2 separate regions of the Homo sapiens genome follow, and region 1 is linked to region 2. The links are chromatin loops, found by intact Hi-C in ENCODE. Cell type or tissue: PC-9. All regions are shown on one strand. Each heading gives the region's core, and the rest is flanking DNA. Links, peaks and the distances in the headings are about the cores only. Region 1 overlaps UPK3B (uroplakin 3B). Region 2 overlaps POMZP3 (POM121 and ZP3 fusion).

Region 1 (2,900 bases), core at 120-2,619, 97 kb after region 2:
AGTAGCTGAGATTACAGGCACCCACCACCACACCAGGCTAATTTTTGTATTTTTAGCAGAGACAGGGTTTCACCATGTTGGCCAGGCTGCTCTCAAACCCCTGACCTCAAGTAATCCGCCTGCCCTGGCCTCCCAAAGTTGGGATTACAGGCATGAGACACCAAGCCCGTCTGTTAACTCTCTCTCAGTTCCAGGCAGAGGGACCTGGGCTCCACCGTGGTGGGGTTTTTTTGTTTGTTTGTGTGTTTTGTTTTGTTTTGGAGACGGAGTCTTGCTCTGTCACCCAAACTGGAGGGCAGTGGCAAGACCTTGGCTCACTGCAACCTCCACCTTCTGGGTTCAAGTGATTCTCCTGCTTCAGCCTCCCGAGTAGCTGGGATTCCAGGCCCCCACCACCATGCCCTGCTAATTTTTGTATTTTTGGTAGAGACAGGGTTTTGCCACATTGGCCAGGCTGGTCTCTAACTCCTGACCTTAAGTGATCTGCCCACCTCAGCCTCCCAAAGTCCTGGGATTACAGGTGTGAGCCACTGCGCCTGGCCTGTTCGTTCAAGACAGGGTCTCACTCTATTGTCCAGGCTGGAGTGCGGTGGCACGATCACGGCTCACTGCAGCCTTAAACTCCTGGGCTCAGGTGATCCTCCTGCCTCAGCCTCCCGAGTAGCTGGGACTAGAGGTGCACACCACCACCCCTGGCTAATCTTTTTTTTCATTTTTAGTAGAGATAGAGTCTCACTATGTTGTTGCCCCAGCTGGTCTGGAACTCCTGGGGTCAAGTAATCCTTCTGCCTGAGCCTCTCAAAGTGCTAGGATTCCGGGTGTGAGCCATGCAATAGTGTAACTTAAAGGGGCTGGCTCCCCTGGCCAGACGTCACCTGGGACACCAAGGAATTTGACTGAATCTGTTTCTGTCTATACCTGAAGGGGTTCTGGTGGCTGGTGGGGGTGCAGGCAGCATGGAGGAGAAGCCTCCAGAGATGAGGGGCTCAAGGGCTTGCTTGGGAGGGAGCACTACCTAAACCACATACCTGGCCCTGAAACACATGTGTGGATTTTCCTAGGAGATGGGGGCACCTCAAAGTACAAGCCGGGACAGCAATCAAGGGACAGGCTCAGGGTAACCCCATGGGGCAGAAGCTGAGCAGGGCCCTGGGCTCCCGGCATAAATTTCCTGTCCCAGCAGGGGCACCATTCAGGCCAGGGTGGGCTCCAGACCGCATTTATTCACCTCCAAAGAGGGCTGCAGACCAAGGGTCACCACCGGGCTCCCTCCGCTGGCAGGGCCTGCATGCCGGGAGCCGTGGTCACATTAGAAGGTCCGGGAGCGCAGCCCAAGGGGGCGTGTGCAGCGGCCGTGGACAGAGTGCAGCGGGCAAGTCACTGAGCCTCAGTTTCTCCATCTAGAAAACCGCTGCGGCTGTGCGGACTGCATGGCACGCAGTGGGCTCTCAGGCGTGATTGCTCATCCCTCTGGCTTGGCGGAGGGAGGCCTAGAGTCCTGACCTTCACCGACCCCGCCAACGTGGCATCTGCTACCGCCTCGGAGGCAGAAGGGGCAGCGAATAGCAGCGAGCATGCACACTGGCCGTGAGGCGGCCTGGCTGCGGCTCACCGGCGACCCCGAGTGGCGACGACGGGAACCACCGGCCTTGTGCACAGATGGACGCTTGAGGTTTTGCACAGAGGGTCCTTCCAGGTGATGGAGGCTCCTGGGTCCTGGAGAGCCTACTGGGGTGACGGTCTAAGGGCCTGATAGACCCCCGACAGCAACAGGTCACATCTGGACACGTGGTCGTCTCAGGTCTAGAGAAGGCATCTCCCCAAGGTCAGGACCGGCTATGCCTGAAGCCCCAAGTCTAACACTGTATGTAGCATACAGCAGATGCTTAATAAATGCTTGAGGGGGTGGATAAGGGCTAGAGCCATCCATATGCACAAGAGGGTTGGAGGTGGTGGCCAGAATTGGTAGTCAGATGACCATGGAGAGTCCCACTCTCAGAAAGGTGCTGTGCCCAGGGGCAGTAGAGATGCCTCTGAATCCTCACCCCGCCCAGCCACTGATGTGTGGGATGGGGGACGGAGGGTGGCTCAGGTCTCATAGGCCCCAGGATGGGCCCAGCTCCCTGCATCAGGCAAAGCACAGTCCTCTGCAGGCCTCCTCCCAGGGTCTGGAAGCTTGCGGTCAGGGCGGCCTGTCCACACAGTCTCCAGCCTCCCTCGCAGGAGGTCAGGTGAGACAGAGGTGGGGATGGAGGTGGGGACTGGGTATCCAGCCTGCCCATGGCCCTCCCCTAAACCCTCCTGAGTGCAACTTACAGATGCTTGGAGAGGGAGAGAAACCAGAAAGGCAGAGGAGAGGCAGGGGGGCTGGTGCTGGGATTCCAGGCAGGGTACGGGGTGTGCTGGTGGGGGGGAAAGGCAAGGAGCCCTGAGGGGGCCTGTGGGTGCAGGAGCTGGGACAAAGCACCATGCACTCACTCCCAGCGCCCCATCTCCCCCAGCCCCATGCAAAGAGGCCAGGCTAGGGGCTGAGGCTGGGGAGGGGGTCCAGGCCAGGCTTGCAGCCCACCGGCAGTGTGGCGGCCTCTCTGGGTGGGATGTGGTGGGTCATGTAGCGCTTGCCCATGAAGGAGCCGATCCGCAGCTGCTCCGGGGCCTCCTCCGGCCACCACAGGCTGGAGCTGGGCGGGGAGAGGAGGAGGAAGAGACATATGTCCCTGCCACATGGGGCACGTGCTGGGTCAAGGCCTGCTCTCCTCCCTCCCAGCTCCCTCATGTGTAGTCTCTCTCTCTCTCTTTTCTTTTTTTTTTTTTTTTTTTGAGATGGAGTCTGGCTCTGTCACCCAGGCTGGAGTGCGGTGGTGTGATCTAAGCTCACTGTAACCTTCGCCACCCGGGTT
Region 2 (2,900 bases), core at 238-2,737:
AGCAGTCAGCATGGGTATGGACTGAGGTGGTTTCTCAATCTCTGGGTGTGGAGGGGTAACTAAGACCAGAGAACAGTGCTGTTTAATGGAAGATAGTCTGAGCCCTTGGAGGGCTCCCCTTCAAAGGTAGGATTGATGATGCCTCAGTAGACTATGTCCCATGGCACAAAGAAGGAACAACCCTATTTCAGAGCAATAGGGTGGCTGGGCACGGTGGTTCACATCTGTAATCCCAGCACCTTGGGAGGCCGAGGTGGGAGGATCAGAGTTCAGGTGTTTAAGGCTGCAGTGAGCTATGATGGTGCTATTGCCCTCAACAGAGCAAGACCCTGTGTACTTTTTTTTTTTTTTTTTTTGGACAGAGTCTCGCTCTGTCACCCAGGCTGGAATGCAATGGCATGATCTCGGTTCACTGCAACCTCCACCTCCTTATTCAAGCCATTCTCCTGCCTCAGCCTCCCTAATAGTTGGAATTATAGGCACTCAATCACCATGCCTGGCTAATTTTTGAATATTTAGTAGAGATGGGGTTTCACTATGTTGGTCAGGCTGGTCTTAAACTCCTGACCTCAGGTGATCCACCTGCCTCAGCAAGTGCTGGGATTACAGGCGTGAGCTATCACACTCCCCTCTTTTTTTTTTTTTTTTTTGGGGGAAATGGAGTGTCACTCTTGTTGCCCAGGCTAGAGTGCAATGGCGTAATCTCAGCTCACTGCAACTTCCCATCTCCCAGGTTCAAGCAATTCTTCCATTCCAGCCTCCCAAGTAGCTGGGATTATAGGCACCTGCCACCATGCCCAGCTAATTTCTGTATTTTTTTTTTTTTTTTAGTAGAGATGGGGTTTCACCATGTTGGCCAGGCTGGTCTCAAACTCCTGACCTCAGGTGATCCACTGACCTCAGCCTCCCAAAGTGCTGGGATTACAGGCATGAGCCACCACGCCCAGCCTAGACCCTGCTTCTAAAAGGCCGCTATAGGGGAACTGCCCTGGGATCTTAGACTCCAGTTAGCACCAGAAAAACATACTAGGAAGAAGCTAAGGATGAAAGTACATTTCCTTTGTGGAATAGACAACAGGGCCTTGGAAGCTTCTTACTTGCAGGGCAGGTGGCTAAGATGGGCAGCTGGACAACTGCTAAACTGGCTTGTTTCTAAAAGTCTGAATTTACATGGTTTCAAGTTTCTCTGCTGGTGTACTCGGCCACTAGGTGGTGACTGAGGCTTGTGGCTCTGAGGCTTCTGCTGCAAGGTGGCAGAATTGCCATGCTCTGCCCGAGGTTGAGCAGGGAGGAATTTTAGCCCTGCCTGAAATATGAAGGGAAACTGACCTGGGGACGGGCCAAGGCTAGACTGAGCCCTGGCTCTGTCAGAATGGCCCCTAGCCCCAGCAGCAGGATGGAATGTCAGTCTAAAATGAGAAGGCTTGGCCAGGTACGGTGGCTCATGCCAATAATCCCAGCACTTTGTGAGGCCAAGGCAGGTGGATCACTTGAGGCCAGGAGTTCAAGACAAGCCTGGCCAACATGGGGAAACCCCATCTCTACTACAAATACAAAAACTAGCCTGGTGTGGTGGTGGGTACCCATAATCCCATCTACTTGGGAGGCTGAGGCAAGAGAATCGCTTAAACCTCGGAGGTAGTGGCTACAGTGTACTCCAGCCTGGACTAGAGACAGACTCCGTCTCAGAAAAAAAAAAAAAAAAAAGGGTAGGGGGGCAGTGCTTACAGGGTAGTTGACTATTCCCTGGGTGGGGGGGGTCCTTCAGCTCCCAGCAGGAGCTCATATTGGGTTCATTCCCTCGTACTTGTCTAACGAGGGTGGGTAAACGTTTCCCAGAGGCCAGGACTGTCAGGGTATCAGCCTGGTGAGTCTTCTGGTCGTCATATCCCTTACAGGTGAAGGGAGACTGACGTAGGCTTGACTAATAGCAGAGGTATGTGCAAGGAAGAAAAGCCCAGGGAAGCTTGCCCAAAGAGTGAGCCATCAAACTCAAGTCTGGCCGGGCGCAGTGGCTCACGCCTGTAATCCCAGCACTTTGGGAGGCCAAGGCAGGTGGATCACAAGGTCAGGAGTTCAAGACCAGCCTGGCCAAGATGGTGAAACCCTGTCTCTACTAAAAATACAAAAAAATTAGCGAGGCATTATGGCAAGTGCCTGTAATCCCAGCTACTTGGGAGGCTGAGGCAGGAGAATTGCTTGAACCTAGGAGGCAGAGGTTGCAGTGAGCTGAGATCGTGCCATTGCACTCCAGCCTAGGCAACAGCAAGACTCCACCTCAAAAAAAAAAAACAAAAAAAAAACCTCTTAAGTCTGAAATGGAAACTCCACAGAAGCAAGTCCAAAAGGCTTCTTTATGTGCCCAAGGACCTCAGGTCCCAGAAACAACTTGGTCTTGCCTTAGCTGGCAATACAGTGACTACATCCCTGAAGAAAAGTAGCTTGTCAACTAGTCAAGTGGCAGGTGGCAGCGTCAGAAACCCAGCTAAGCTGCTAGCTATTAAGGTGTCTACCACTCACCTCGGTCACCTGGGGATGGGCGCGGGTTTAGCAATGCTGAGTTAAGCCCAGGACTGGCCAGGCACGGATAGCTGGCACCTGTAATCCCAGTACTTTGGGAGGCTGAGGCGGACAGATCACTTGAGCCCAGGAGTTTGAGGCCAGCTTGGGCAACATGGCAAAACCTCATCTCTGCAAAAAATCCAAAATTAGCCAGGTGTAGTGGCTTGTACCCGTAATTCCAGCTGCTCATGAGGCTGAGGTGGGAGGATCCCTTGAGCCCAGGAGGTCAAGGCTATAGTGAGGCATCATCATACCACTGTACTCCAGCCTGGGTGACAGGCCCTGTCTCAGAAGCCCAGGGTCAAGCATGTTCAATGATTGGGTAAGTTTGGAAAAGA

What was found. Peaks named below come from ENCODE experiments on the same cell type or tissue, not always from the same donor. Only the 100,000 strongest peaks of a DNase experiment are listed, where the experiment ranks them.
Region 1: it touches region 2 in a loop (10-fold over the local background); 2 of 110 quality-filtered maps call a loop at or near these places.

Annotation. Positions count from the first base shown.
Region 1 is chr7:76,514,826-76,517,725 of GRCh38, reverse strand. It overlaps UPK3B (uroplakin 3B), which reads right to left. Exons shown (of 6, transcript NM_001347684.2): 6 at 1,204-2,681. The coding sequence ends at 2,522. Among named protein-coding and RNA genes, the nearest start is that of UPK3B, 5.7 kb to the right of the region's middle. In PC-9, for the core only: a CTCF peak has its summit at 1,675; no DNase peak of the experiment used is centred there.
Region 2 is chr7:76,612,315-76,615,214 of GRCh38, reverse strand. All of the region lies in intron 4 of POMZP3 (POM121 and ZP3 fusion), which reads left to right. The region is part of intron 2 of LINC03009 (long intergenic non-protein coding RNA 3009); the gene reads right to left. Among named protein-coding and RNA genes, the nearest start is that of POMZP3, 14 kb to the left of the region's middle. In PC-9, for the core only: a CTCF peak has its summit at 1,211 (motif pointing right); a DNase peak (open chromatin) is centred at 1,218; H3K27ac peaks cover 1,118 bases.